3 separate regions of the Homo sapiens genome follow, and all the other regions are linked to region 1. The links are chromatin contacts, found by Hi-C or POLR2A ChIA-PET in ENCODE. All regions are on one chromosome and are shown on one strand. Each heading gives the region's core, a stretch centred on a gene start or an enhancer-like site at or near the end of the contact. The rest is flanking DNA. Distances are from core to core; before and after follow the strand shown. Region 1 overlaps CMTM7 (CKLF like MARVEL transmembrane domain containing 7). Region 2 overlaps OSBPL10 (oxysterol binding protein like 10). Region 3 overlaps GLB1 (galactosidase beta 1).

Region 1 (3,425 bases), core at 867-3,366:
CAGACTAGTTTGGTTCCAGAGTCCTCAGGGGACCATCACTTTTCTCAGATCATGTCAGCTTCCTTCATCTCTTGTGAAATTTAAACCCTCTGCTCCTTCCAAAAAATCATGTCTTCTTTCTAGTAAGAATTCTGACAGAATGGAGTCAGAAAGGACACAGGTTCCAGGGAGTGATGTTTCTTATCTGGAATTCTAATTCCAGTGATTCTGTGGTATCATGGCTGGTCTGTGGGACCCTTGCTTTGAGTTGAGGGCTCTTGCAGTGTTACTTTTAAACCCCTGGACATGGCTGGGCACCGTGGCTCACACCTGTAATCCCAGCACTTTGGGAGGCTGAGACGGGTGGATCACTTGAGGTCAGGAGTTCGAGACCAGCCTGACCAATATGGTGAAACCCTGTCTCTACTAAAAATATAAAAATTAGCCGGCCGTGGTGGTGCACACCTGTAGTCCCAGCTACTCAGGAAGCTGAGGCAGGAGAATCGCTTGAACCCAGAAGGCAGAGGTTGCAGTGAGTGGGGATAGCGCCACTGCACTCCAGCCTGGGTGACAGAGTGAGACTCTGTCTCAAAAGAAAAAAATAGGCCGGGCGCGGTGGCTCACGCCTGTACTCTCGACACTTTGGGAGGCCAAGGCATGCAGATCGCAAGGTCAGGAGATCGAGACTCTCCTGGCCAACATGGTGAAACCCTGTCTCTACTAAAAATACAAAAATTAGCTGGGCATGGTGGCGCATACATGTAATCCCAGCTACTTGTGAGGCTGAGGTAGGAGAATCCCTTGAACCAGGGAGGTGGAGGTTGCAGTGAGCTGAGATGTTGCCACTGCACTCCTGCCTAGCGACAGAGTGAGACTCCATCTCAAAAAAATAAAATAAATAAAATAAACCCCTGGACATTTATGTTAGATATTTTATTTTTATGACAGTTCAATATAAAAGAACAAACCGTTACGAGAGGAGCTAGAAGGCACCTTAAGAGGCAAGTGAACCCTTTGGACAGCATCACTTTGAAGTTACTCTACACAGAAACATCTGTCTTCCAGGAGCCTCCCAGCTGCTTCACTCCGTCCTGAAGTCAGAACCCCTACCTCCAGTCCTCTCTGAATTCAGGCGTGTTTGTGCATTTGCTTTTCTAACTGGGAACACGAAGACACCTGAGAGGGTTGGAGCTGGCGGGAGGAGGGCAGGGATAAACACCCCAGCGCCTTTTCCCCACTATTGTCTTGTTCTTTCTTCCACTTCACCTTTGCTTTCTTTTTTAACTTGTATATTAAGTTCAGGGGTACTTGTGTAGGTTTCTTATATGGTAAACTTGTGTCATGGGAGGGGGTTGTTGTACAGATTATTTTGTCACCCAGGAATTAAGCTTCTAAATAATTCAGGGGGCCCCAGCATTTGCAGAAGTTACCTACTGGCTTTAGAAGAATTTCTGAAAAGTTTGATGTCAGTCAAATCTTTTTTTTTTTTTTAACTTAATATGCTGGCTAAGATGCTGGCTATTTAAAGTTGGAATGAATGAATCCCTGGGCAAAAAGGAAGCTTTTAGGAGCACGCATAAGCACACACCATACTCTGGCTAAATTAGATTTTCTAAAATTGGGCTTTCCTAAAGAAAGTCATATGGTAGATGGCCATAGGCCCAGTGAACCGAATTCAGAAAGTGTTATTTCATGAGCAAGTTTCCCAGAAAGGTTCGAGATGTTTCTGATAGAGCAGGAATGTACTTCCTACTACACAGTACTCAGCCCTGGAGGCTCAGAGCAGGAAGACCTGACCTGCACAGGCCCCTTTTGTTGGCTGGGAAACTTCCACATCCCTGTGTCACCATGAAAAAGAGCTAACTTTGTCTTCAACGACGAGTTGGAAAATTATTTTAATCTCTGCATTAAACTAGATGCAAAATTGCCTCTCTACCTAGGAATCACGCTGCATAATCCCACATTATCTGCATTTTCAGTCATGCCTTGAATAATGATACTTGAGTTCTTGAGGAGGTCATTGTGGGGCTGGGAAGACCCCTAGACTTCCCCATGTAGATGTGGCCTGGAAGTAAGACTAACGTAGCAGCAAAGCCCTGGCGATCATGCACACTCCTGAGTAAGGCAGAGGTGTGAATCATTATATCACCATGGCTGGCTAGCTTCAGAGGAACCGAAAAAATGAAAACACTTGCGTTGCTCATTAGCAAAGGGAAATACACAAATGTTGAGGGACTCTTTGTGTCACAGCCACACTCTTCTGTTTCGATCTGGTAAGCAGAGCACTCTCCATACCTGCTTCAAGCTTCCAGCTGAGAGTTCTCTTTTAGCTGTTGTACCTATTGCTGAGGATCTTGATAGTGGGCTAGCAACAAGGGGCTTTAGAAAATAAGAGCATTTCAGCATCAACTGTTTTAACTGGAGTAAGATCCATTTTGTGATTTGATTTGATTTTTATTTTTTTAGAGACAGACTTTCACTCTGTCTTGCAGGCTGGAGTGCAGTGACGTGATAATAGCTCACTGCAACCTCAACCTCCTAGGCTCAATTGATCCTCCCACCTCAGCCTCCCAAGTTGCTGAGACCACAGGTGCATGCCACCACGCCCAGCTAGTTTTTGTATTTTTTGTAGAGACAGGGTCTTGCTTGTTGCCCAGGCTGGTCTCAAACTCCTGGCTTCAGGTGATCCACCCGCCTTGGCCTCCCAAAGTGCTGGGATTGCAGGCGTGAGCCTGGGATGCCAGGCATGCACCAGGCCCCATTTTGTGATTTAATTCTCATTGTAGACTGACATTTTCTATAGCAGAATTTTTCAACAGTAGTACTGTAGTTGAGGGGCCACATTTGGGGCTGGAGATGGGTAACTCTTTACTATGGGAGCTCTCCTATTTATTGCAGGGTGCTTAGCAGCACCCTGGGCCTCTACCCACTAAATGCCAGTAGCAACCCCCATCCCCGCAAATTGTGTAAACCAAAAATATATACACACATTGCCAAATGTCCCATAGGACACAAAATCATATACCCATACGCTAACACACCCATACACTAACACCACACGCATACACACACACACACACACACACACACACACACACACTTTAAGACTCGCTGCTCTGGCCAGGCGTGGTGGCTCACACCTGTAATCACAGCACTTTGGGGAGCTGGGGCAGGCAGATTACTTGAGTTCAGGAGTTTAAGACCAGTCTGGCCAACATGGTGGAACCCCCTCTCTACTAAAAATGCAAAAATTAGCTGGGCATGGTGGTGCATACCTGTAGTCCCAGCTACTCTGGAGGCTGAGGCAAGAGAATCGCTTGAATCTCGTAGGCAGAGTTGCAGTGAGCCAAGATCATGCTACTGCACTCCAGCCTGGGCAACAGAGTGAGACTCCATCTCAAAAAAAAAAGAATCACTCCTCCATAGGAGAGAGGCAGTGTATAAAA
Region 2 (3,521 bases), core at 877-3,376, 520 kb before region 1:
CTCAAATTCTCTGGTGACCTTCAGGTGTTCATCACAGCACTATTCACAATAGCAAAGACATGGAATCAACTTAAGTGCCTGTCAATGGTGGACTGGATATATAAAATGTGGTACACATATATCATGGAATACTACCCAGCCATAAAAAAATAATCATTTCCTTTGTAGCAACATGGATACAGCTGGAGGCCATTATCCCAAGCGAATTAATGCAGGAACAGAAAACCAAATGCCGCATATTCTCACTTATATGTGTAAGCTAAACATTGGGTACTAATGGACATAATGGTGGCAACAATAAAAACTTGGGGCGACTAAAGTAGGGAAGGAGAGGGAGCAAGGGTTGAAAAACTATCGCATACCATGCTCAGTGCCTAGGTGACAGGATCATTCATACCTCAAACGTGAGCATCACTCAGTACACCCAGGTAACAAACCTGCCCGTGTACCTCCAAATCTAAAATAAAAGTTGAAAAAAAATTATCTGTAACCAACCACGCAACACCCTTTAAGAGAAATCCAGGCCGGGAGTGGTAGCTCACGCCTGTAATCCCAGCACTTTGGGAGGACGAGGTGGGCAGATCACCTGAGGTCAGGAGTTCAAGACCAGCCTGACCAATACGGCGAAACCCCGTCTCTACTAAAAAATATAAAAAATTAGCCAGGTGTGGTGGTGGGAGCCTGTAATCCCAGCTACTCGGGAGGCTGAGGCAAGAGAATCGCTTGAACCCGGGAGGTGGAGGTTGCAGTGAGCCAAGATCGCACCATTGCACTCCAGCCTGGGTGACAAGAGTGAAACTCCGTCTCAAAAAAAAAAAAAAAAAAAGAATCCAGCACTGTCTCCAGGAGGGAAATAATTAATGTACAATAAGTATGCATGTATTTATTTTGATACTGATCAAATTCTATCCAAAAGGCTATAGCACACAAACATGGATGCACTGATACTGGCTTCTACATTCTAGAACCCAAAATAAGTTAACATGCAGAAATCAATGTGCATATTTTGTACAGCTTCCTACTCACCTATTTCCCCAATTCTAAAGTCACGTAAAATGTTCCTTCTTGGTTTGTCTTCCTAATTGGGTGATTTGGCAAGTGTAGAGTGAGTGGCCACCCCACTGCCTCTAAAAACAGAGGAGTCAAGTGTAACAACAGGTTGGTTATAAGCATTATGATGCCTTTGTTCTCATGAGCAGTCAGAAGTAAAATATCTGACACCTTTTTTCATGCACCAAACCTCACTCTAAATTGACTCTTAGTCTTTTATCACCCACCCCCACAAATGATCATTTTCCACAGTCCATGGCTCACCAATGAGTAAGCTAATCAATACAGTAAAAATGTAAATGTTTGTTCCACTCAGTACTCTTAAATATTGGAGTGGACACTTTCAAAATCACCTTTCCCTGATAACATAAAAGCTCTCTAAATCCCTGATTAATTACTTCTCAGGCACCTGTTAATCTCCCTCGCTGTTTCCAATTAACAAAATCAAAACCAACAGGTTTTAACATTCTTGCCAAAAAGACCAATTGTGTTGATTCATCCACCTGGCCCTCTCCTGAAAATGGTTGCTTATCTCTGCTTTCCATCTTTAACTGTTTAATAAATGTTTTTATTGTAAGCCGGGACTCCTATTAAGATATGCAGACTAAATATATCTCTTTTGTTCTAATATTTAGATTTCAAAAAATCGATTTCAAGCCTCTCCAAAAGCATTTCTTCTAAATAATGTGAGGCTGTGCCTCCTTGCATTACTTTACTTCCCTTGTGCACATCAATAATGAGATTCCAGGAGGAGGTCAATAGGACACTGGAGAATAAGACAAGACAAAGTCGGTGTCACAGCCGGGGTTCAGCATCCCACCGGTGCCCACACTAGGCCCCACACAAGAAATTACACGACAGTTACAGCGTTCATGTGAGGTGGGGCCAAGGGCCTTGGCAAAGGAATTTCAGTGTCCAACTCCACTAGGAGTCCCAACCAAATGAGAAAGTAATTCAATCTTTACAGTCTTTATAGTGAAAAGCTATTAACGAGGTGTCTTTTGCTATGTTGTGAAAAATGAAAAGAATAAATCCTTACTGCTTGACTAGAGAAAAAAAGTACATTCAAGAGCCTCTGTTAATTTACATGATGGGTAGTTTAGCACACCTGGCTGCAGACAAGTGCAACCTATGCAAATAGGTAACCCCCAGCTGAAAGACTACAGACACCCAAACCTCCTACTCACAAGTATGCTTTGTTTTTATCAAGCAACCAGCTTTTGAGAGTCTCTCTGAACCTATTCTGGTTCTGGAGGCTGCCTGATTTAAAACACAAAAAGAGAAAAGAAACTAGCTGTTGAGATAGGAAGGAGCACCTTGGAAGGTACAAACTGATCTAGTATGCTGACAATCAATCAATCAATACCTCAAAACATGTAACCTTGACTGGACTAACGCACTCTTTTTTCCTCTTGGCTTCCAGTAGGATTACTGCACTAATTCCCAAGAGCTGCTGAAGTATGAGGCTGACTTTGCTCCTCGGTTTTGTTATCAGCCTTAGTTAAGGTGTTTGAGAGAAACAGATACTTAAAATGTGTGATTACAGTTTAAAACATCAAGGGACTCTGATTAAATCTTTAAGTGGTGCTAACAGCCTTAATAACTTTAATTTGTTAAATTTAGAAACTAAGTGAGGTTAATCAATGAATAAGTGAAACCATTTTTGACATGAAAATTACTACTTTATAAATAAAAATTTATCTACAAGTTGAGCTTAAAGTTCAAGAAATACTAGGTTTTAAAATTTACTATTTTAATAAACTAATAATTGAAAAAGAACAACTTACTATAAATATCATTCCAAACAAAAGCCCTCCTCAGTTATTAAAAACACAATGACAATTCACTTAACCTTTATGCCAGTATTTTAAACTTTCTCTTTTGCTTTAAAAAATAGTAATAATGACAAAGTTAAAAGACAGCAAGACAAGTCCCTGAAAGTGAAACAAAAACATCTAGAAGACACACACTGGAGTTGTTTTTTCTTTTCTTTTTTTTTTTTTTAAAGAGACAGGGTCTCATTCTGTTGCCCAGGCCAGAGTACAGTGGTATGATCATAGCTCACTGTAGCCTCGAACTCCTGGGCTCAAACGATCCTCCTGCCTCAGCCTCCTGAGGAGTGAGCTACCATGCCTGGCTCCAGAGCAGTTTTGTGTCTAAAGAGTTTGGAATGGAAAATCACCTCAGAAAGGAAAAGGGTTAATGAGATAGTAAGGCGGTCATCACTGGGACCACTGCTGACCAAACAGGAAACAAATGAAAGTAAGCAAGTCACTGGCCCCACTACCTCCAGCCCAAGCCTATAAGGATAGGAAAGCAAAGTCAGTGTATGGGGTAGACCAGGTGAGACCATGGCAACAGGGGCCCACATACCCCATTTCCTGTGCCATGTGGAATGCAGGCCCACTACTGCTAGACCATCTATTAATAAATCTTCCAAAAAATTTCAGACAGTGGTAATTTGTACATAT
Region 3 (3,199 bases), core at 101-2,600, 610 kb after region 1:
CTGTTAATCCTGTCAACTCTGAACTTTTTCACGTCCTCAAGCTGTGGCTGAGAAAAGCTCAGTGGTGAAGACACAGATGACTAGGCCATGGATCAGCAGAAAACCCAGGGCTTATTAAACCAAACACAGCGGGAGATGACAGCAGACCCACATCAGCCACAGAGGTTCAAACATAATCCGAGGGCCTTTGTTGCATCTACAAAGACTGTCGATGGGGCTGTGGTGCACCTCTTGGATCCCCCTTTAGAACCAGGGCACTCACTCATTCTCCCAGCAGCTAGGGCTGTTGTCTGCTGACATTTCTCAGATGTGTCCGTCTCTGGGTGCTGGCCTGTGCTGAGCTGCCTCACCCAAGGTTACAACCCTCAGGGATAGCCCACATCCAACAACTGACCAATGTGCCTCGAACAGCCAACCCAGCTGCAGAGCTCCCTCTAAGATTGGATGAGGCCACTTGTGAAGCTGCATCATAGCCCCACTTCTCCCTCTCTATCCTACAGGCATTGCTCCAGAGAGCACAATCAATAAGCTTTCTACCAGGTAATCTCAGAGTCTGTTTCCCTGGGAACTTGACCTACAACAAAGACCAATGGATAATGCCAACACTGAGTATACAAAAGGACTAGAAAAACAAATGCCCCTGCAGTCACTGTGCAAGGGGCGGGGTCTAGACCAGAGGATCCCGACCTTGTCAGGGATGATGTTCACAGGTATGAGGTTGTCTGCAACATTGGGTGGTACTTCAAAAACTTACCCATGCTTAAGTGTCACATGGAGAGCTTGTTAAAACAGATTCCTAAGCCCCATCCCAGAGATTCTAATTCAGCAGGTCTGGAGTGGGGCCTGAAACTGCATTTCTAACAGGTGTCCAGGTGACGCTGATGCTGCCATCCATAGACCAGCAAGGCTTTGTGCCTTCCTCCTCTACTTCAGAGAGCATATTGCAATGCAAGTGTGTGAGAATGAAGTTATTTTAGGAATAGTCTTTTGTCCAACCTAATTTGTACATCAATGAGGCACAAAACATGATAGTTTACCTAGGATTAGTAATAAATTCCTTGGATGCAGCTCACCAATGATGGAGCCACCTTGGGTGACCTACTGGTTGTGGAGGTGACAGATGAGCAAGGCTGAGGATCAGATCAAGCAGGTCAGCTCCAAAGACTTTTTCATTAGTTCTCTGCACAGAATCTAAACTTTGAAAGATCTGGACCACTCAACCAACTGAACTGATCTAGTCATACCATTTCCCCCATTTCTTATTAATCAGAGACAACTCACAGCCAACAGGTCTGCCTGCCTTAAGGGATTCATAGGTTAAAACACATCCCTTCCTGTGAGACACAAAGAAAAAAAAAAACCCACATCCGTTGCTGCAAGGAACTCACCTTCTTTGTGGCCCTCGTCTGCTTCTAATGTGGTAGTCACCCATGCTGTGCTGTGTTTCTTATTTGTTATGTCTCTCTCCATGCTACACTGCTTGCACCTCAGGGGCAGAGACTGTGCCTCACTTGCCCTTGAGTCCTTAGCCAGAGCCCAGCATGGAGGGGGTTGCCAGGTTGAGTTGGGAAAGTGTGACCTCTAGAAGCACACTTTACAGGCCGAGGGAGCCCAGGCTGGGAAGCTGTCCAGTGGGTTTAAGGATGGATTGGAAGACTAAGTATTTGTTCTAGTTCTACTGGCAGAATCTTACTTTGGGTGTTTTTAGACCACCAAAGGGCAGCATCGCAGAGAAATGGTGCAGATTCAAGCCTCCTCTGGCCACTTAAGAGGGTGTGAGGTGGGAAGGTGAAAGAAATGGTGAGACTTTGCATTCATCAACATTCCACATTGTGTGAGAAGTACAGGAGCGCCTGGACCCTGTAGGCAGCCATCACACAGCTGTGGACACACACAGGTGTGGAGGAAGGAGACACACACCTGCACAGGCAGGTGCATGTTCCTGTGGGTGGGATGGGCAGTGAACTCCCCACTCCTGATGCCTTTCTCTCCCTGCTCTCCTCTAGGAAGCTGGCCTGAAGAACAGCTGCTAAGTACAGACTGGCCTTCTCTCACTTCCTCAAAGAGACAGGGCAAAAAGCAGCTTCAGGGAGGCTTGGCAGAACACAGTGGGGTGGGTGTGGGGGCTGGCTCAGGGGCTCCAGGGTGCAAAGGGTGATCCAAAGCGCAGTGACTCTGGCTCACCACCACCTGAGTTCCAGTCCAAGCTTCACCCCTTGCCAGCTGAACAGAAAACGTGTGGACTTTTTTTTGTATTCAGCTATTCTTATCTGAAAAGTGGTGCTGATAATCTCTAATTAAGATGAGGCTAATATGCAGGCTAAATAAGGCAACAGAGGAAGAAAGGGGAATTCTATGGATTATGGCAGAGGGAGGGGCAGGAGAGAGGATTAAGGACAACATTTATGTTCTGACAGTTTCTATAATGTCCAATTTTTTTTTAAGATGAATGTGTTATTTTAAGTATAACAGTAAGATTTTTAAAAAATTGTGTCATGAACCATAAAGTTCCAAAAACGATGCCTTTTTTCCTGGATCGGATGATTGGTCCCGATCCCATCAATGGCAGCTAGGGGGAATCCCCATCTACTAAGTGAAAAAGGCACCCACCAGGTCTCAACTGTTTCTCATAAGATGAACACAGAGGGATTATCTAAAATATCAGTGACCAACCTTGGCACACTATTATCTTTTCCTTTTTTTTAATTTAATTTAAGTTCCGGGATATATGTGCAGGACGTGTAGGTTTGTTACATAGGTAAACGTGTGCCATGGTGGTTTGCCACACCTATCAACTGGTCACTTAGGTATTTATTTTATTTTATTTTTGAGACAAAGTCTCACCCTGTCACCCAGGCTGGAGTGCAATGGCACGATCTCAGCTCACTGCAACCTCCACCACCTGGGTTCAAGTGATTCTCCTGCCTCAGTCTCCCGAGTAGCTGGGATTACAGGTGAGCGCCACCACAACCAGCTAATTTTTTGTATCTTTAGTAGAGACAAGGTTTCACCATGTTGGCCAGGCTGGTCTCAAACTCCTGACCTCGTGATCCACGCACCTCAGCCTCCCAAAGTGCCGGGATTACAGGCGTGAGCCACCGCACCCAGCCTGGTCACCTAGGTATTAAGCCCTGCATGCATTAGCTATTCATCCTGATGCTCTCCCTCCCCTCACCCACCCAGACACGCCCCAGGCACA

What was found. Hi-C counts contacts between places; a loop is a spot of excess contacts on that map. ChIA-PET counts read pairs that join two places held with the same protein, here RNA polymerase II (POLR2A). Pooled maps may share reads with other maps.
Region 2: a loop to region 1 is called in a map of naive thymus-derived CD4-positive, alpha-beta T cell, with 2.7 times the contacts of the local background. The contact joins two enhancer-like sites. A Hi-C loop is called at or near these places in 1 of 168 maps with a recorded cell type or tissue (naive thymus-derived CD4-positive, alpha-beta T cell), 1 of 37 single-sample maps with no recorded cell type and 5 of 50 pooled maps. POLR2A ChIA-PET finds 5 or more read pairs at or near these places in 2 of 52 experiments (AG04450 and HEK293).
Region 3: a loop to region 1 is called in a pooled map, with 2.3 times the contacts of the local background. The contact joins two enhancer-like sites. A Hi-C loop is called at or near these places in 1 of 168 maps with a recorded cell type or tissue (OCI-LY7), 1 of 37 single-sample maps with no recorded cell type and 3 of 50 pooled maps.

The regions. Positions count from the first base shown.
Region 1 is chr3:32,437,028-32,440,452 of GRCh38, forward strand. The region is part of intron 1 of CMTM7 (CKLF like MARVEL transmembrane domain containing 7); the gene reads left to right. Among named protein-coding and RNA genes, the nearest start is that of CMTM7, 47 kb to the left of the region's middle. RefSeq lists an enhancer at 1-269. Within about 2 kb of position 2,117, at least 8 of the 41 ENCODE cell types and tissues checked have a DNase peak (open chromatin) inside an H3K27ac peak, as active enhancers do; they include OCI-LY7, where a contact is called at or near this core.
Region 2 is chr3:31,915,290-31,918,810 of GRCh38, forward strand. All of the region lies in intron 1 of OSBPL10 (oxysterol binding protein like 10), which reads right to left. Among named protein-coding and RNA genes, the nearest start is that of OSBPL10, 64 kb to the right of the region's middle. Within about 2 kb of position 2,127, at least 2 of the 41 ENCODE cell types and tissues checked have a DNase peak (open chromatin) inside an H3K27ac peak, as active enhancers do.
Region 3 is chr3:33,046,606-33,049,804 of GRCh38, forward strand. All of the region lies in intron 9 of GLB1 (galactosidase beta 1), which reads right to left. Among named protein-coding and RNA genes, the nearest start is that of GLB1, 49 kb to the right of the region's middle. Within about 2 kb of position 1,351, at least 5 of the 41 ENCODE cell types and tissues checked have a DNase peak (open chromatin) inside an H3K27ac peak, as active enhancers do; they include OCI-LY7, where a contact is called at or near this core.